Regions from separate parts of the Homo sapiens genome. Here regions 1, 2 and 3 are each linked to region 4. Evidence: chromatin loops called from intact Hi-C (ENCODE). Cell type or tissue: dorsolateral prefrontal cortex. All regions are shown on one strand. Region 1 overlaps BMP7 (bone morphogenetic protein 7). Region 2 holds the start of RAE1 (ribonucleic acid export 1). Region 3 overlaps LOC105372687 (a long non-coding RNA gene). Region 4 has its middle 120 kb from the start of BMP7-AS1.

Region 1 (5,000 bases), 150 kb after region 4:
CCATCCAACCCCAAATGTGACTAGTGCTGAGTTGAGAGTCCTTGATCTGGACCGACAGACAGGCAGAGCTCAAGAGGGTCAAGAAACCTGGGGTTTGGCCTCATCTGAGCTGTGAGCTGGCTGGTATAACCCCAGGCTCACTGGGCCTCAGTTTCCTCCCATAACAAAGGAAAGGACTGAATTTCTCTGAAGTCCCTTTTCTCGCCTATTAGACTGTACCATGTAAAAAGCTGCTGATACTCTACCAGTTTTGACCTGTATGGGGTTCACCCTAACACCTCGGGGCAGCTTGGAGGCTCTATCTGTGCTGTCTGGTAAAGCACACTGAGACACGTGGGGCTACTGAGCACTTGAAATGTGGCTTCCGTGACTGAGATCTGAATGTTTAATTGTATTTCATTGTAATTAATTTAAATGTAAACAGCTGCCAGGCACAGTGGCTCATGCCTGTAATCCCAGCACTTTGGGAGGGCAAGGTGGGTGGATCACTTGAGGTCAGGAGTTTGAGACCAGCCTGGCCAATATGCTGAAACATCGTCTCTACTAAAAATACAAAAATTAGCCAGGCATGGTGGCACGTGCCTGTAATCCCAGATACTCGGGAGGCTGAGGCACAAGAATCACTTGAACCCAGGAGGCGGAGGTTGCAGTGAGCCAAGATGGTGCCACTGCTCTCCAGCCTGGGCAACAGAGCAAAAATTCCATCTCAAAAAATAAAATAAAATCTAAACAGCTGTATGTGGCTCATGGCCTTCCTAGTGGACAGCCCAGATCACAGGTGTCCCCATCATTGAAGAGGTGCTGTCGCCCACACTGCTTTGTAGCACCAAGGGTTTGCAGGGGGCCACTGCAAATGAGGGTCCCCGACTATGTTCTCAGAGATGTAGGAGAAAGTTTTTCTTTAAAACTGTGGGATTGGTGGCTCACGCCCATAATCCCAGCACTTTGGGAGGTCGAGGCAGGTGTATCACTTGAGTCCGGGAGACCAGCCTGGCTAATATGCCAAAACCCTGTCTCTACTAAAAATACAAAAATTAGCTAGGCGTGGTGGTGCATTCCTGTTCTCCCAGCTACTCAGGAGGCTGAGGCACAAGAATCGCTTGAACCCAGGAGGCAGAGGTTGCAGTGAGCTGAGATCGTACCACTGCACTCCTGGGTGACACAGCAAGACTCTGCCCTAAAAAAAAAATAATTAAAAAAATTAATGAAATGGCGTTCCCAGTGTGAGAAATTCAGGAATTTAACTCCTGACTTACGGGTTTGAGGCCTGGGATGGGGGCTGTTGAACAGGTACAAGGATCCTCACTCTGCTCATGGGGTCACCTAGGGAGCAAACACTCCCCACCAAGCACCTGGCGAGTGGTATCCTGCTGGTAATTGTTAGACGTGCCAAGTTCACGACCGCAGAGGCTTTGCTCCAGGCCTGCCCGGGCACCGCAGCCCCTCCCCACGGCTGAGTTGGTCTCACCCCCACTGACACTCTCCCTGGGCCTCCTTCCCTCTCAGCCCCTTTCATTTCCCTCCCATAGCCTAACTACTGGGATTATTTTGGTGAGAGACCTGCTGACCTGTTTCTCCACTGTCCTCTCTTCTAGATTTTAACTCCAGGAAAGTAAGAACTGAGCAAAGGAGCAGGACTCAGGAGGTTTCCAGAGCAGAGCCGGGCGAGAGGGCGAGTCTCGGCTCTGCCACTTGCTGGGGCGCGTCACTCCTCTTCTGTGAAATGCAGGTGTAGTAATAGCACTGACTCCACTGGGCTGCCAGTTAAAGCCCAGGAGTAAAGTAGACCAGGCATGCTCCACCTTCAGGATGCCCAGAGTCACACGCGAGCTTATTACAGCACAGGCCACTGGGCCCCACTTCCAGCATGTCTAAGGTGGGTGATCTAGGGTGGGCCCAAGAGCATGAATGTCTAACACATGCCCAGGTGATGGTGATAATGCAGGTCTAGAAACCCCACTTTGAGAACCAGAGGAAAGGAGAGTGTCCATGGAGTGCCTGGCACATGTAATAGTCTTGGAAGCTATTCGCTCTGATTGCTCTGTTGCTTAGCACTGTTCACACACCACCTCCCACGCTCACTTGCTGGGCACTCAGCAGCTTCTCCGGAGACTTAGTGAAGTGGGTTTTGAAACTCTCCCCGTGAGCAAATCAGGAGGAAGACACCGGCTCCTTAGCCTTACTCAGCCCAGGATGCAGGAGAGAACTGGGGTTGAGCGTGGGCCATGGGGCCTGGAGGTCTGGTTCACACGCAGGCTCTGCCAATCACCAGCAGTGACCCAGGACAAGTTAACCCACCTCTGGAAGGCTCAACTTTTTCTCTCTATAAAATGGGGACAGGCAGAGGCCCCCAGTTCTGGGGCTGTTGGGAGAATTCAAGGACATGGAGGCTGGCCACCAGGGAGGGCAGCAGAGACCTGTGCCTTGCCTGCTCCCAGCCAGGCCAGAGCAGGCCCCAAGAGCAGCCAGGTGGGGGAAGTGAAGCTGCCGTCCTCCCTCCCTTCCCCAGGACAGGAGGAGCCTGCTCAGACCTTCCCCCCAGAGCAGCCAGAGAGGCTTGGGTCAGCTGGGCAGACACAGCTGGTTTAAGGTATTTTAGAGGCAAATCAAATCAAATGAGAATTTATAATCCTTCCTGAGGCCTGGGTTCCATCAGCCTAAACTCATTAGGCCCAGGAGATGCAGGTGCAGTGAAGGAAAAGATGGTTCTGCCTTTCCTCCATGCCCAGCCCCTGTCTCCCTTTCAAAATAAGAGTCTTCTTTAAAGCCACACTCTGTCCCTGGACCACAGTAATCAGCTTCATTTCTGAAAACAGGAAGGTGCAGAGACGTACAAAAGCCGCCCCAGGGGCTGATGGGGCAGATTTGGTGGGAACTGGAAATCTTGAAGAGCCTCACTCATTTCAAGTTCACATTGTAAGAACTCAAACTTAAATCCCTAAGCTAAACGATCAAAACACCCTTCAAATTGCATGGTTGTCCTTTAAACCTCTTTCCGGTGTGGGAAGCAGGAGAATATGAGATCAAAACAAAAAAGTGGTGTTTTTTTTTAATTTTTATTTTTTATAGAGATAGGGTCTCACTCTGTCACTCCCAACTGGAGTGCAGTGATGTAATTACAGCTCACTGAAGCCTTGGACTCCTGAGCTCAAGTGATCCTCCTGCCTCAGCCTCCCAAAGTGCTGGAATTACAGGCATGAGGCACCCTACGGGGCCCAGAGAATGGTTTTTAAATTACATTTTGTATCCTATATGAAATGTAACTGGAAGAGTTGCAAACAGACTCCAAAAAGTTCTACTTGGGGTCTTCTTTCCAAATCATTGCTCCTGTGATTAGTGATTTTTTTTTTTTTTTTTTTTTGAGACAGAGTCTTGCTCTGTCACCCAGGCTGGAGTGCAGTGGCGTGATCTCGGTTCACTGCAACCTCCGCCTCCTGGGTTCACGCCATTCTCCTGCCTCAGCCTCCCGAGTATCTGCGATTACAGGCGCCCGCCACCACGCCCAGCTGATTTTTTGTATTTTTAGTGGAGATGGGGTTTCACCGTGTTAGCCAGGATGGTCTCGATCTCCTGACCTCATGATCTGCCCGCCTCAGCCTCCCAAAGTGCTGGGATTACAGGCGTCAGCCAGCATGCCCGGCCATGGTTAGTGATTTAACAGTATTATTGTACAATTAAATTTATATAAAGTTTAGAAACAGGCAAGGTTAATTTATGCTATTAGAAAACAGGACAATAGTTACCGCTGGGTACAAGTACGAGGGGGTTCTGGTCGCTTCTGCTTCTTGATCTACACACTGGTTACCCTGTGTGATTGCCTTGTAAACACTCACAAGTGCTCTTGATTTCTGTGCTGTTCTGCACACGTTACACCTCAATAAGCAGTTTCATTAAAACTCAATTAGCAGTTTTATTCATAATAAGTGTTGTTAGCTTTACCCATTGCCAGGTCTACTCAACACACGCTTGTCACCATACTAAGAGGCACAATCAATTCAACAGAAGCTCTTTGGGAAAATATACCAATATCTTAATCAATTTAAATACATCCTGGTTTTCAGAAACTTTGATAAGCAAAGATACAGGGCATTAGGCCTGACACACATAACTGTAAAACCCCTATGTGTCTTCCTCCTGCCCTCATGTGAGACTCTCCAATTAGCAATGCTGTTGACTGGCCTGCTCCAAACCTATCCTTCAGGCTTGAGAAGCAGTTCAGGATCAAGTGTAAGAGGGAAGTCTCCAGGAACTGGATCTCCAAATCCAATGATGCTTAACTGGGTATGTGGTCTTGGGCCAACTACCGCTCTCTGCTCATTTATCTGCTCTGTAAAATAGGGGTGATAATAACTGCCCCACCTGAAATGGCTGTCATGAAAATTAAATATGTTAATATTAACTAAAGAGGACAGGCTGGGTGCGGTGGCTCATGCCTGTAATCCCAGCACTTTGGGAGGCCGAGGTGGGCGGATCACCTGAGGTTGGGAGTTCAAGACCAGCCTGGTCAACACGGTGAAACTCCATCCCTACTAAAAGTACAAAAATTAGCCGGGCATGGTGGCACGTGCCTGTACTCCCAGCTACTCAGGAGGCTGAGGCAGGAGAATCACTTGAACCCAGAAGGCAGAAGTTGCAGTGAGCCAAGATTGTACCACTGCATTCCAGCCTGGGTGACAGAGCGAGACTCCATCTCAAAAAAAAACCAAAAGAGGACAAAGGGTGCTTGGCACATAGTAAGCCTTTGACAAATGTTCACTACTGGGATGATTATTACAATGGCTAACATAGCTGTAATCAGATAGTAGACACACCTCCACACCCCAGCCCAGGCACAAAGGGCCAGAGGCTGACTCCAGCAACTGTGTTGATGCAGCCTGGTCTACCCTCTAGACCCAACTGATTCATGAGTGAACATGTGATTCAAACTGCTTAAGAGCCTCCCCCCAACAATTGTAGTTGAATGTAGTAGTTCAAACATATGACTAAGAACCCCAATTTCT
Region 2 (5,000 bases), 260 kb after region 4:
GGGCTCTACCAATCAGCAGGATGTGGGTGGGGCCAGATAAGAGAATAAAAGCAGGCTGCCGGAGCTAGTAGTGGCAATCTGCTCGGGGCACCTTCCACGGTGTGGGAGGTTTGTTCTTTCGCTTTTTGGGACCACGTCGTCTTTATGAGCTGTAACACTCACCGCAAAGGTCTGCAGCTTTACTCCTGAAGCCAGCGAGACCACGAGCCCGCCGGGAGGAAGGAACAACTCCAGATGCGTCGCCTTAAGAGCTGTAACACTCACTGCCCGAAGGTCTGCAGCTTCGCTTCTGAGCCAGCGAGGCCATAAACCACCAGAAGGAAGAAACTCCAAACACATCTTAACATCAGAAGGAACAGACTCCGGATGCGCTGCTTTTAAGAACTGTAACACTCACCGCGAGGCTCCGCAGCTTCATTCTTGAAGTCAGTGAGACCAAGAACCCACCAATTCCGGACACAACATCACCTCTGTCAGCTTCATTTTCCATATCTATAAAATGGAGATAATCACAATACCTATCTTTTAGGGCTGGTCTGGAAACTACAGGAGATGGAGCATCTAAAGCGCTTAGCATAGGGTGATGCTCAAAAGAGCTATTATTACCATCATCGTCTAGACTAGAGGTTCTCAGTCTTGGCTGCATCTTAGAATCACCTGGGGAGCTTTTAAAAAATATTAATTTCCTCTTTTCTAGCCCAGGCGTACTAAATCAGAATCTCTAAGGGTGCAGTGTAAACATCACAGTTTTTAAAAAGCTGCCCAGGATTCCAAATGATCTACAGCCTTGGTACTTAACTCTGGTTCACGGCCCAGCAACCTCTGCTGGGAATTTGGTAGAAATGTGGATTTTTAGGCCCATCGTAGACCTACTGAATCTGCATTTTATAAAAAGATACCCCAGATCCTAAACCTCCTTAAGAAGGTCAAGGCACGCAGACCACACTGAGTAGTGAAGGAGAGAATCCAGGGTAGCTACATAACCTCACGAAATCCCTTCCTTGTGATCTGTCTTTTCCTTCACTTCCTTCTTCAGATGCTCCTAAAAGTAGGGGTTGGGAGGAAACAACCAACTGAAATATTTGGAGTGGGCGTGTGTGAGTAATAAGAATCCCTTAACATTTCTACAGACAGTTCTATTAGTAAGAGTAGTTCACGTATGATTTCACTTGACCCTAATTAGGAACAGCCCTGGCATCATTTTCCCCACCATGCAGCAGGAAACTGAGGCCCAAAGAGCCCCGAGGTGGGCTCAGGGTACCCCAGTGGGCAAACAGGGAGAGGCCAGGGCGGGAAACCCGCGGCCGACCTCGCCTTGTTCGGAGGCAGCGTTAGAGCAGCTTCTCGGAGGTTGGCCTTGGACGTGAATTGGAAGCAATCAGAATCTTTTAGATGTTTATACATGATAAATGCAATAATTAATTCACAAGAGAAAACAGCTAGCTACCTTGCACTAGCCCTAGTTGCGGATTGATTGACTGATTTGAGATGGAGTTTCGCTCTTGTTGTCCAGACTGGAGTGCAATGGCATGGTCTCGGCTCACTGCAACCTCCACCTCCTGGGTTCAAGCGATTCTCCTGCCTTAGCCTCCCAAGCAGCTGGGATTACAGGCACCCGCCACCATGCCCGGCTAATTTTTGTATTTTTAGTACTGACGGGGGGACGGGGGGGCGGGGGGGCGGGGGGACGGGGGGCGGGGGGGGCGGGGGGGGCGGGGGGACGGGGGCGGGGGGCGGGGGGGGGCGGCGCGGGGGGGCGGGGGGGGCGGGGGGCGGGGCGGTTCACGATGTTGGCCAGACTTGTCTTGAACTCCTGACCCCAGGTGATCAGCCCGCCTCGGCCTCCCAAAGTGCTGGGATTACAGGCGTGAGCCACCGCGCCTGGCCAGTTGCGGATTTATAAAAGCAGTCGCTTAGTAACTTGCAGCGGCTACATCAACTTTGGACCAATTCGCAAACTGCTGGTGTAAAGCGTTTTTGCGCATGTGCTGTCGCCTTGCGGGAAAAGGAGCCTTTTTCTTCGACGATTTCCGGGCGACGCAGGAAGTGGCTCCAGGGCGCACGCGCGTTGTTTCCGCGGTAGTCAGGGCAGTTTCTACCGCAGGCTTAAGGAGGCTTCGGGCTCCTGGGATTTCTGTCCGCGCTCCTGGCCCTCGTCCTTCGCGCCAGAGCAGGTTCGCAAACTCCTCAGACCCTTCTGCTCCCGGCCGCCGCTTTCCGCCGGGGCGAGACCCCCAGGTAGGCCCCGTGCCGCGCGCGTCCCGTCGTTAACCGCCGCCATGGCTCCCGCAGAGGCCGAGTTGCCTCCCGGGAGCGCGCTTCTGCGGGATGCTGGGGCGCGAGCGGGACTGTTGACTAAGCTTCGTTACTGGGCCCTGGAAGCGAGGTCAGAGCTGGAAATGGCCTTAGGGGTCACCTAGGGCCTAATCCATCGTTTCTCTTGTGGGGGAACTGAGCCTCTGGGAAGGGTCACATTGCGTTAATGCAGTGTGTGTCGCCTCTGTCCCTCCCCCTTACACGTCTGGCGTCTCGTCAGATACATGTCAGCTCCTGGGAGAAGCTTTCCCTGGCCGCTTTGCAGAAGGGCGTCCCCTTTTAGCCTCTTCCACGTCAACCTGCTCCATTTCTTTCGTAGCAGTTACCAGTCTCTGAAACTAAGTCTGTTTCTGTCTTAGCCCGCCAAGTATTTATTGTATACGTATATAGGTGCCACCGTACAGGCAGTACTTCTCCAGGCAAGTAGTATTAAACACCAGCCGCCCTGGGCCAGGCATTGTACTGTGGGACCCAGTATGCATTAAGGGAAGAATCCAGGCAAGTGGCTGCCCTCTTGGAGCCAGCATTCTGGGGGGGAAGAGATTTTGAGTGTAAACAAGAAATTCCAGGGGATGTGATGGAAGATTAGATATGTTAAAGTTGGCAAAGAAGCGTCTGAGGAGGTGACTTTAAAAAAGAATACGTGTGACAGCTTTATTGAAGTATAAAATAACATTAATTTCAACCATTGAAAGTGTATATTGTGAGTTTGGAAATTTTATGCAGTTGCGTAAACATGGCAAGTTCAAATTTGGGACATTTTCATCACCCCAAGAAGTTCGGAGGAGGCAACTTTTGAACTGGGATATGAAGATTCAAACGGAGGTAGCTGTGGGGAGGGAGAAGCAAATCATCCCAAGCTGAAGGAACAGCACTAGGTTTGCTCCAAGGCAGGGATGAGCTTGTTGTGTTCAGCGGAGAAAGGAAGCCAGCAGAGCTAGGAGGGCTGGGGTGCAGCAAGGCGGGAGAGAGCGGGAAGAGATTAGGTGGGTCCCACAGATGACTGTGCCTTCTGAACTTTGGAAGCTTCCCAGTGCTCAGCATAAGGTGTGGTCCACACTGACTAACACGAACGATTCTCACCTACCATGTTCTTTTTCCTAAGTTCATCCCTAATGGCAGAAATGTTCTCTCCCAACTTGAAGGTTGAGGTAGAGGAATAGAGTGAAAGTAATATTTATTAAGAACCTGTAGTGCTTTAGGCAGTGTGTGTGTGTGGCTTCATTTAGTTCTCATAACTCTGTGAAGTAGATATTAGTGTCTCTGTTTTACAGATGAGAAAATCAAGGTTAAGTGACCCGTCCAAAGCCGTGTAACCAGCACCTGGACTGATTGCAGAAGCCTTGTCATGCCTTTGTTCGTTCATACAGCCAACTGGTGTTTCAAGTACCTCTGCATTTGAGGGCAGAAGTGTGGCCGGCAAGGACCACATCCCCTCACGTTCACTAAAATGTACATGTGCTTGTAGCTGTTGCTCTGACCTTTTGTTCTGCACTTATTTTTCATGAAGCTGAGGAAACTCAAATGCCTTCCCCAAATTCCTTGCAGTTTCTCCGTTCTGTGTTGTCTTGTTAGCAAGGATGTCACTCAGCCATTTGGCTCCCTTTGGAGAGGTGACTGGTATGGAGGACTTTTCAGCGTAACAGGTAGTAGGATTGAAATGTGGTTTCAGTGTACGTAACTCCTCGGGGAGTTGGAAGGAAAAAAGAAGGGAAAAGTCGTTTATTGTACCCACTATGAACTAGATACTGCATTTTCTACATAATCTGATTTGATCCCCAGAGCAGCCCTGGAGAATGTGTTAATGTTCTCTATGTTTGCAGAGCAGGAAAATGAAGACTGGTGAGATTAGAGTCCCAACTCCTGAGTGGCAAGAGGCCCTGACCAAACCCTGGTGGGCCTGTTAGATTATGATATTCAAGAAAAAACCCAGGGTGGGAGAGGTTCTTGCTGGGTAAATGTCCAAAACACGATGCCCGACCTTTTTAAAACTTTTACGAAGAAATTGCTGATTCGCTTCCCGGACTGGTTGTTCTAGGTAGTTTCATGCGGATGCTGACCTAAACTAGAATGTAGAAATTAGTAGGAAAGTGAATGCCCACTAGGTGGAAACCTGAAAGCACGGGGACCTGCGATCTTGTTTACTGTTATATTCCTGCTGCGCAGCTCAGGGTCTCTATGTAAAAAATGAGTGAATTTATTTTCTAGCTGGTGCCTACAAAATAATCTGCAATGTATCCATACTGGTTTATTAATGGTAACAAATGAACCGTACTAATATGAGATAATAGGGGAAACTAGATATGGAGTGTATGGGAATTCTATCTTTACTATTTCTGGAAACCTAAAACTACTCTAAAATAGAAGGTTTATGTTTTGAAAGCACTCTGCTCATTGCGCTCTTGTCTGAAAAGTGAAGCCTGGCCTCAAGCCACTTTGAGTATTTCTCTTCTGCCAGTTAATTATCTTACCATTGCCTCTCAGTGATATTAAGAGAAAACCCATCCTTAACATTTTTCATTACTTTTTAGGTTCAAAATGAGCCTGTTTGGAACAACCTCAGGTTTTGGAACCAGTGGGACCAGCATGTTTGGCAGTGCAACTACAGACAATCACAATCCCATGAAGGTACCACGAAAAGCTTCCTGGGGCTTGTAGGAAGAGTTTGGGCAGAGTTTCTCCCA
Region 3 (5,000 bases), 190 kb after region 4:
CCGCACATGGGACTTTTACCCTAACAGGGCTGTTAGACTGGGCCCAGTAACACAGGGCAGGGGTGCAGAGAGGGACAAGGATGCCACTTTAGCTATAATAATCAGGAAAAGCCCCGGATCTGAGCAGAGACCCCTGAGGACAGAGGGGAGGGAGCCGCTCACATCACTGGGGAAGAGCATTCCTTTTTTTTTTTTTTTTAAGAGACGGAGTCTCGCTCTGTCGCCCAGGCTGGAGTGCAGTGGTGCGATCTCGGCTCACTGCCACCTCCACCTCCCGGGTTCAAGCGATTCTCCTGCCTCAGCCTCCCGAGTAGCTGGAACTACAGGCACCTGCCACCGTGCCTGGCTAATTTTTGTCTTTTTAGTAGAAATGGGGTTTCAGCACCACCAGGAGCAGGACCTCAGCCCACCCAGGACTCCTGAATCAGAATCTGCCATTTGCTCACCATGCGATCCTGGACAATTTGCCAAACCTTTCTAGGTCTCTGTTTTCTCATTTGTAAAATGGGCTGAATTATTTCTCTCATCTATCTCCCTCAGATTGCTGGGAAGAACCAATGAGATAATCCATGGAAAGTGCCTAACACAAAATCAACTTAAGAAATGACAACTGGCCGGGCACAGTGTCTCACGCCTGTAATCCCAGCACTTGGGAGGCTGAGGCGGGCAGATCACTTAAAGTCAGGAGTTTAAGACCAGCCTGGTCAACATGGTGAAACCCTGTCTCTACTAAAAATACAAAAATTAGTCAGGTGTGGTGGCGGGCGCCTGTAATCCCAGCTACTCGGGAGGCTGAGGCAGGAGAATTGCTTGAACCCAGGAGGCAGAGGTTGCAATGAGCTGAGATCACCCCCACTGCAGTCCAGCCTGGGCAACAGAGCGAGACTCTGTCTCAAAAAAAAAAAAAAAAAAAGAAAGAAAAAGAAAGAAAGAAATGACTGGCAGCCAGTACCACTCTTCATGTTGGCCTCGCAGTTGATATTTCCTCAGGAGGGCACTTCTGAATTCCTCAAGGGAGAAAGAAAAACAGACTCCAGGAATATCCTGGTTGTTGGGCACAGGGAAAGCAACACTGCTGACGTCCATCTGATATAGAATTCTCAGAAATGCTGTGATACACCTGTTGGCCTGTAGCTTTCTGGCTGGTTCTTGTTTGCACTTGGGGGTCATCTTCAGGGCCTTGCAGGGACGTGTTTCCTAGAGTTGAGAATCCAGAACAGCAAAACGGGCTCCTGCGACTCCTCTGTTTCGACAAATTCATGACCCGAATGAAAGTGGCTCTGAGCTGCACTAGGCCCTGCACACAGACACTAACTGGCAGCTTTGAAAATGACCATTCTGGAAATCTGCATGAGGTTTCCAGAGGTCAAACTAAATAAGCTACTGAAACTAGTCATCTCTCGAAATTTCATCTTTGGTAATACAGCAAAAAAAAAAATTCAAAAACTTTTTGTTTTGTTTTGTTTTGAAACAGAGTCTCCCTAAGTCACTGAGGCTGGAGTACAGTGGCATGATCTCGGCTCACTGCAACCTCTGTCTCCTGAGTTCAAGCGATTCTCCTGCCTCAGCCTTCCAAGAAGCTGGGATTACAAGCGCCCACCACCACACCCGGCTAATTTTTTTGTATTTTTAGTGGAGACGGGGTTTTGCCATATTGGCCAAGCTGGTTTCGAATTCCTGACCTCAGGTGATCCACTGGCCTCGGTTTCCCCAAGTGCTGGGATTACAGGTGTGAGCCACCACAGCCAGCCTAAAAATAACTTTTTTAAAACAAACATAAATTTTAAAATAACTTCTTTTAGGCAGTCCATTCCATGGAATTGGTGGCACTGACCTCATCTGATGTCCCAGAAAGCTGGCCACAAAAGTTTCCATCCCCCATGACAGACAAACAGTTCTACTCTGGGGCAATTCTCCCTGTGTCCAGACCACAAACGCCCCTGCCTGTTTGGTGCATCTCAGCAGCAGAAAATCACCAACCACAAAGCTTTCAGGACCGGCATTTAAAATCAACCCAAAGACACTCCCCTTCCACATGCTCTGGGCTCCGTGCGATCTTTCATAGCGCAGCTCCACGCTCCTCCTCGCAGACGAGACTGGCATTCAAACCAGGAATTCTTCTGAGGGGCTCTGTGTGCAGGAATACAATCACCTCAAGCTCGTGTAAGAAGAAGAGAGCTCCAGTTACCAGGGCTTCCGAAGGCTTTTAATAGAAAACATTTGTGCCAAATAAAAAGCTTCTCCTTGTGTTTTGCTTTAGCTGTAAATTATCTGCTCCAAGGATCCACCCAGAAATCCCTACTGAGGGTGAACTCCACAGTGTGGTTGAGTCCAGATTTGTTGCTCGGTCCAGATAGATTTTCAGCTGCTGCATCCAAACTGCAGCCAGGGGGACAATAAGAACAGAACCTCTTTTGTTCTGATGAAACTGTTTTTAATGGTCCCTTCTAGGCCGGGCCCTAGTGGAAGTCTCAACAAGGCTGCTCATTGAAACGCCCTTGAAAGAGCCAAGTGGGGAGCGCGAGGGACCCTGGGGAGGGGCCGGCGGCCCTTTGCTCAGCCCTGGTGGTCCTGCCGCAAAGGAGAGCTGGGCTGTTTTATTTGTTGTCTGAGATGGAAAAGGGGGAGGGGGTCGTCGAGACGAGGACCGTCCCGCAAATTTCTATAATTACTGCCTGCAGAGTGTTAGGGACACACACACAGTAACATCAAACGTCATCCTGGAGGGTTAGGGGTTCCCAAAAGCTGAACACCCAGAAGCTGGTAGAGCAAATCCACTAAATGGAACAACATGTGTTCCCCGGCCCAAGAACTCCAACTGCATTAAGGGAGGCACATTTCTGACCACTTTACTTTTCATCTTGAGGCCTCAGGGGGCCCTTTGGTTCATGCAGAATCCAGGATATAGAGGGGAAGAAACAGATGGAAAGATACGAACCGCTACCAGGGCACAAGTAGCTGCCTGCCCCGCACCCTTCTTAAGCCCCAATGTCTGCAGGTGTCCGTCCTCTGAGGGTCCCCCAGTGGCACCTGAAGGATGCTCTCCATGTAGCAACAGTGACAAAAGAAATAAGGAAACAAGCCGGGCATGGTGGCTCATGCCTGTAATCCCAACACTTTGGGAGGCCGAGGTGGGAGGATAGCTTGATCCCAGGAGTTCGAGTTCAGCCTGGGCAATGTAGTGAAACCTCATCTCTCTACAAAACAAATAAGAAAGAAAAAATAGCTGGGCATGGAGGCACATGTTTGTAGTCCCAGCTACTCGGGCGGAGGTGGGAGGATCCCTTGAGCCCAGGAGTTTGAGGCTGCAGTGACCTATGATCACGCCACTGCATTCCAGCCTGGGCAACAGAGCGAGACCCTGTCTCTAAAAAATGAAAAGTTGTGATTTATCCCTCAGAGGGAGTTTCCCCACTTTTGAGTGAGATTTTAAGTTTGCCTCTGAAGAACATGCTCTGGTTCCCCACAAAAGCAATCGGTGGTTCTCAGCAGGGGGCAATTGTGCCCCCACAGAGAACATGGAGCAGTGTCTAGGGACATTTTTGCTGTCACAACTGGGGAAAGGGGGTGCTACTGGCATTTAGTGGGTGAAGGTCAAGGATGTGGCTTAACACCCTCTGATGCACAGGATGGGCCCCCCAACAGTGGAGGATCTGGCCCAGAAGAGAATAGTGCTGAGGTCGAGAAACCCTGGGCTAGGAGGAGGTGACTCAGACCCCATTAAAGCACCCACCGCCGCTGAGATGGGAAGGACCCTCATTTGTTTGAGGTTCAGGAAGGATCAAATTGCTGTCTGACTGGTGGAGGCACAATTTCTCCTTTCCAAGTGCATGAGAACAAGGGCGACTGGGGCTCTTTAAAGAAACAGGTTTTAGGGTTAGTCTTTATTTGGCACTAACTCATCTTAAATTGTGTGGGGGAAATGGAATACAATTCAAGTTGTATTACTAATCAATCTTTGAGTAGAATAAATCACACCAAATGATATTCTATTAAATCTGAAAGTAATTAAAAGCCATGCAAAATTCTGGACTTTCATCAAATTTTGCTCAGCTCAAACCTTCTACCCTGCCCCCAAACACACCTGCTTCCATCACCAGAGACTGTCTGGAGGTAGAACATGCTTAGTATTTGACATATTGGTTTGTTAATCACATCTCTTTGTCTCTAAGAAGTGATGAGAAGGGGCTGATATCACAGAACTTTGAGCAGAGAGGGAAGGGGTGAAGTTTAGGATCTGAGCCCCAAGGTTTGAGTCCCAGCTCTGCCAGCGGTGTGACCTTGGGCAACCTGCCCCCACCACCCCAAAACTTGGATTTTCTCATCTGTAAAGAGGGAGTAAAAATAGTTTCCTCCTCCTAGGCTTTTGTTGTTTTGGGGGTTGTTTTTCTTGATGTTGTGGTTTTGAGACAGGGTCTTGTTCTGTTACCCAGGCTGGAGTGCAGTGGTGCAATCATGGTTCACTGCAGCTTTGACCTCCTGGGCTCAAGCAATACTCGTGCCTCAGCCCCACAAGTAGCTGGGACTACAGGTGCGTGCCACCATGTGTAGCTAATTTTTTTTTTTTTTTTTTTTTTGTAGAGATGGGGTTTCACCATGTTGCCCAGGCTGGTCTCAAGCTCCTGGACTCAAGTGATCCACCTGCCTCAGCCTCCCAAAGTGCTGGCATTACAAGTGTGAGCCACCGCACCCAGCCTCCCAGGGTTCTTATAAAGATTGACATAAGATAATAGATTTAAACTTTTCAGCATACTCCCTGGCCTCTGGGACGCATCAGAAGGTGTTGGCTTTTTTTTTTTTTTTTGAGACAGAGTTTCACCCTGTGGCCCAGGCTGGAGTGCAATGGCGCAGTCTTGGCTCATTGCAACCTCCGCTTCCTGGGTTCCAGTGATTCTCCTGCCTCACCCTCCCTAGCAGCTGGGACTACAGGCGCATGCCACCACACCTGGCTAATTTTTATATTTTTAGTAGAGACAGTGTTTCACTATGTTGGCCAGGCT
Region 4 (5,000 bases):
AGGAATCAGGAGGCTTTTAGCTACAAAGGAACACACTTCTACCAGAGATGCTTTTAATAACTCTTTATCATTTTCATCACGAATCCAGAGGAGGGTGGCAGTGCCAGGTTGCTCGCTGATGGACTCAGTGACATTATCAGAGACCCAGGATCCTTCTACCCTCCACATGTCAAGTTTGGTCCTAAGGCTCATCTCCTCATGGCGCACGAGGGTTGCACCAGCTCCAGCCATCACCTCCTCACTAGCTATGTCCAGATGTAGAGAATAAACATTTCCTTCTAGAGTCTCTTTTTAAGACTAAAGAAACCGCTTCCCAAATTCCTTCTGTGGACGTCCCCTCTGGACTTATGAACTTCAGCCTGTGTCTCTTCCTAACGACACTTGGCAAAAGGAATTGATTGCTCTGGTTGGCTAAGACCAGGGGTGGCAAACGATGGCCCGGGGCCAATTCCATCCGCCATCTGCTCTTGTAATAGCCACATCCTTGTGCTTGCTTGTAGTCTATGGCTGCATTCACACTACAGTGTCAGAGATTATATGCCTAAAGTATTTACTAGTTGGTCCTTTACAGAGAAAGTTTGCCAGCCCTGGTTTGGACTCAGATGGATGACCAGGGCAGGACAGGGCCATCCGTGAGCACATAGAGAAAGGGGTTGGTGTCGGGGGTGGAATCATTCAGGTGGGAACACAGAGGTATCTGGTTCAAATCTGGCTTTGCCTCTGACAAGCCATGTGTCCCTGGGGACCCCCTAATCTCTCTGAGGCTTAGTTCCTCCGTCTGTAAAAAGTCAAACCTTTCACCGTTTCTGTGTGGATTAAACAAGGTAATAGACACAAAGCACCTGGCACGGAATAGACCCTAAGCGTTATGTTCCTTTTAAGCCTTTCCTAATGGATTCTATGCTGTTAGACTCACCCCAAAAGAGAGGCTGCCACAGGGATTTGCGGTTTGCTAATTGGAATCCAAACATTGCTTCTGCTGTTACAAAAGCCAAGTTACCCAAAGTAGAATTGGTTTTAGGAGCTTTTTTGAAACTAGAAAGAGCTGACAATAAAAACTCCAAAGGAGACTTGTGCAACTGGTGATCATGGGTGGGAAGGGGTGGACGGGATGTCTTTTCTTGAGGGTTTTAGGATCCAAGAGTGTTTTGCTCCCAGAGATCTTTGTTGTTCGCTGCATGTCAAGGCAGGGGGCTGAGCAGGAAGGATTGCTGAAGACGTCCTGGTGACACGCATTGAAGGCTGGGGTCCCCAACTCCAAGCCCTGAGAACCTCTTATAATATCCTGGCCACCCCCTATTTTGGAAGAAAATGGCTACCAAACAAAATGTTTTCATTAAGTCATTAATTTTATTTGTTTTTTTTTTTAAACCGATCAAAAACATATGTATTAGCCAATCTGGACTTCTGCTGAGACCAGAAAGCAAGAGACACAGGGTAAAAAGAAGAGGCTGTGGGTCTAGACAGACCTGAGTTTGCATCCTGGTTTTCCACTTTGGCTGTGTACACCTGGGGCAGGAGACCTCAGGTCTCCAGACTCACTTTCCTCATCGGTAAAATGGGGATCAGAACAGCACCTCCTTGCTAAGGTTCTTGAAAAGATTTGATAAGCCCAGTTAGGAGGTAATATGATGATGCAGGAAGGGCGTCAGGGCCTGGTGTATAGTAGATGCTCAACAAATGTCAGAGACTATGTTTTCTAGTATATATATGGCTCCAGCACTGCAAGGCAGATACTAATGCCATTTTTCAAAAGAGGATACCAAGACTCAGAGAGGTAAAGTAATTTGTTCTACGTCACACAGCCAGGAAGGGCCAGAGCACAAGTCTGGGTGGCTCCAGGACACCAGTGAGTAGATATCAGGCTACTTGACCACCGGACAGTGACCAGGAGACCCACTGAGTGGCCATGATTCCTGCCTGAAGCAGAGCCAGGCGTTGTTTGAGTCGGGGCTGCCTCACCTTAGGAGGTGGCCTTCTATTAATAGCAGTGTTGACAACAGCCTCTAGGTGCACATGCCTGAGTCCACCCCAAAGTGGGGACCAGGAAGATCCCCAACCCCAGGGGAACCAGGAAGAGGCTGCCCCAAGCAGCCACAGGGCACCCTGGAGGACCCCCCGGCGGCCAGCAGAGGGCAGCAGCCACCTGTAAGGGAGGAGGCCCTTGGGTTGACACAGGCAGGAGAGGGGCTGCCCAGCGCCAGGTGTCCCTGCCTGTGTCCTGACAAAGTTACAACAGTGGGGACCCTCACGGTTCTGACGAGGTGCCAGGACAGTCCTTTTGGAGCAGGCACTGCTGCTATGACCAGGCCTTTCACAGAAGGTGTCTAAGTGGCACGGCACCGGTAGGGAGCTGGGCCCACGCCCTGACAACCTCCCCACCCCCAGGGCTCCTTGCACTTCCCGCAGATCCAGAGGCAGGAACCGTGCAGGTGCACACAGCCCGGGAGCTGGGATCCTCCGAGGCCAGCACAGCTCATACCTGTTTTCGAGACGCAGGAGCTGAGATTCAGAGTGGGAAGTTATCTACCCAGTGTGATTCACGGAATAATGTCCAGAGCCTGTGAACATGTCACTTTACATGGCAAAAGGGACTTTGTAGGTGTGATTCAATTAAGGATCCTGGGGTGGGGAGATATTCCCAGGTTAGCTGGGTGGGCACAGTGTGATTCCTTATAAGACGGAGGTAGGAGGGTCAGAGTCACACCAAGGCCATGTGACAGAGCAGCGGAGGTTGAAGTGATGCAGGGAGAGACTCCACCGGCCACCACTGGATTTGGGGAGGGCGGAAGGGGCCACAGGCCAAGGAATGTGGTGGCTTCTAGAAACTAAAAAGGCCAGGAAATTGGTTCCCCCCAAAGCCTCAGGAAGGGATGCAGTCTGCCACTCCTTGATTTTAGCACAGTGAGGCCCACTTCAGACTTCCGAGCTCCAGACTATGAGATCAAGTGTTGTTTTAAGCCACCAAGTTTGGGAAAATTTGCCACAGCAGCAAGAGGAAACGAACGCACTCAGGTGCTCCTGCCACACACACTCACAGTTGCACAAGCTGGTGCAGCTCCAGACCCACACACCTCCACCACCACACACTCCGCCATGCACACACACCTCCACGCACACACACCTCCACCCGCACACACACACACCTTCACCACCACACACTCCACCCACACACACCTCCACCCACACACCTCCACCCACACACACCTCCGCCCACACACACCTCCGCCCACACACACCTCCGCCCACACACACCTCCACCCACACACACCTCCGCCCACACACCTCCGCCCACACACACCTCCGCCCTCACACACCTCCACCCACACACACCTCCACCCACACACGCCTCCACCCGCACACACCTCCACCACCACACACACCTCCACCCACACACACCACCCATGCACACACCTCCACCCACACACACACACCTCCACCCACACACACACACACCTCCACCCACACACACCACCCACACACACCACCCATGCACACACCTCCACCCACACACACACACCTCCACCCGCACACACCTCCACCACCACACACATCTCCACCCACACACACCACCCATGTGCACACCTCCACTGGCACACACCACCCATGCACACACCTCCACTGGCACGCACTACTCCACCTGCGTGCGCCTCCCACCTGCGTTCACCCTCCACCTGTGTTCGCTCCCACCCACTCATGCCTCTCCACCCGCAAAAGTGTGAGTGCTGAGGCTGGGACTCAACCTGAGCCGCTGGCTCTGGATTACTGGGTCCTGCCGGGCTGGCCAGGCCTGGTCACAGGCCGGGTCCCAGTCAGCAGCTCTTTACCTCAACAAGGAGAAGGTTGGGAGGTCGCTGGGATTGTCATTACTTGTCCACATTAGTCAGGGTTCTTACCCTTCCCTCATCTCTTTCCCCATCCCCATGCCTCCCATTCATTCATTCAGTCATTCATTCAGTCAGTCAGTCATTCCTTTTCTCAACAAATACATATTTACTAAGCACTTACTGTGTGCCAGGCAATACAGTACTGAACAAGGCAGTCTGCTGAAGGAGGCAGACACAAGCCCCGAGAGGGGGTGATGTGACATCATGGAGGGCTTCCTGGAGGAGAGAAAGTTGTAATGACGAGATGCCAGGCAGCCAAAGCAGAGAGGGGTTCATCGAACGACCACATATGAGGCACTCGCCATGCCAGCGGGCTGGCAGCTGGATAAAGTGAGGTCCTCCGGGACTCAGGTCCAGTAGAGAAGTCAGGCACAGCATAGGGGGTGCTGGGAGGTGGACCCCCAGGAGAGGGGGGAAGGGGAGGAGACAGAGGTTACAGGAGGAGCCCAGGGAGGGCAGCGTGGAGAGAGCATAGGCTCAGGGGGCACAGCCGGTGTCCCTGCACCTGACTCGCAGTGCGCGCTCGGGGAACAGCTGCTGGGTGGCGAGTCAGGGGCAGCAGGCCCGCTCGGCAACCACAGCTTTGGCTTCATTCTCAGGACCTGCGTGTAGCGAGCGACTCCGCACGAGCTTGCCCTCCGCAAGGGCCTGCAGAGAGAGCCGCTCCCCCGCACGCTTCTTGCCACCGGCTGAGAATATGCTGAGCACCCACCAGAGGGCGTCCGCACTCACTGTGCCCCCGGCCTGCGCTCTCACAGTTGACAAGGGACACGCGGGCACGCGCGCAGCCTCATGCTCACGCACTCACACGCATCCAGTCCCTCACACACTGAAACACATATTCACACACATGCTTGCTCACACACAGACCCCTGCACATTCACTCACACACACACTCATACAGATGCACGCTCCAACATGCAGGCTCGTGCACACACACACTCAGAAACACTGTCACACACACCCCTTTCCACACAGCCAGCATGCCAGGACAGGCCTGTCATCCCCCTGAGAGTTGCCTGTGCCCTACCCAAGGTGCCCTGCAAGAGCCCTGCCCTGAGCGGTGACCCCAGAGCCTCAGACTTGCGGGGAGGGGTAGGGACCTGCCAGGTG

The links. A loop is a pair of places that touch in the nucleus more often than their neighbours do. Peaks named below come from ENCODE experiments on the same cell type or tissue, not always from the same donor. Only the 100,000 strongest peaks of a DNase experiment are listed, where the experiment ranks them.
Region 1: it touches region 4 in a loop (3.0-fold over the local background); 5 of 110 quality-filtered maps call a loop at or near these places.
Region 2: a loop joins it to region 4, with 11 times the contacts of the local background. A loop is called at or near these places in 92 of 110 quality-filtered maps.
Region 3: a loop joins it to region 4, with 3 times the contacts of the local background. A loop is called at or near these places in 3 of 110 quality-filtered maps.

Annotation. Positions count from the first base shown.
Region 1 is chr20:57,242,296-57,247,295 of GRCh38, forward strand. The region is part of intron 1 of BMP7 (bone morphogenetic protein 7); the gene reads right to left. Among named protein-coding and RNA genes, the nearest start is that of BMP7, 22 kb to the right of the region's middle. RefSeq lists an enhancer at 1,881-2,805. In dorsolateral prefrontal cortex, no CTCF peak of the experiment used is centred here; a DNase peak (open chromatin) is centred at 2,089; H3K27ac peaks cover 711 bases; H3K27me3 peaks cover 1,254 bases.
Region 2 is chr20:57,349,185-57,354,184 of GRCh38, forward strand. It overlaps RAE1 (ribonucleic acid export 1), which reads left to right and starts at 2,071. Exons shown (of 12, transcript NM_003610.4): 1 at 2,071-2,238; 2 at 4,848-4,944. The coding sequence starts at 4,855. RefSeq lists enhancers at 1,702-2,270, 2,461-2,540. In dorsolateral prefrontal cortex, no CTCF peak of the experiment used is centred here; a DNase peak (open chromatin) is centred at 2,027; H3K4me3 peaks cover 2,016 bases; H3K27ac peaks cover 1,697 bases.
Region 3 is chr20:57,280,769-57,285,768 of GRCh38, forward strand. The region is part of intron 10 of LOC105372687 (a long non-coding RNA gene); the gene reads right to left. Among named protein-coding and RNA genes, the nearest start is that of BMP7, 17 kb to the left of the region's middle. In dorsolateral prefrontal cortex, a CTCF peak has its summit at 2,385; DNase peaks (open chromatin) are centred at 2,055 and 2,415; H3K4me3 peaks cover 1,465 bases; H3K27ac peaks cover 3,251 bases; H3K27me3 peaks cover 573 bases.
Region 4 is chr20:57,087,674-57,092,673 of GRCh38, forward strand. No RefSeq gene overlaps it. Among named protein-coding and RNA genes, the nearest start is that of BMP7-AS1, 120 kb to the right of the region's middle. In dorsolateral prefrontal cortex, CTCF peaks have their summits at 2,123 (motif pointing right), 2,332, 4,598 (motif pointing right) and 4,801; DNase peaks (open chromatin) are centred at 2,128 and 4,638; H3K4me3 peaks cover 269 bases; H3K27me3 peaks cover 1,372 bases.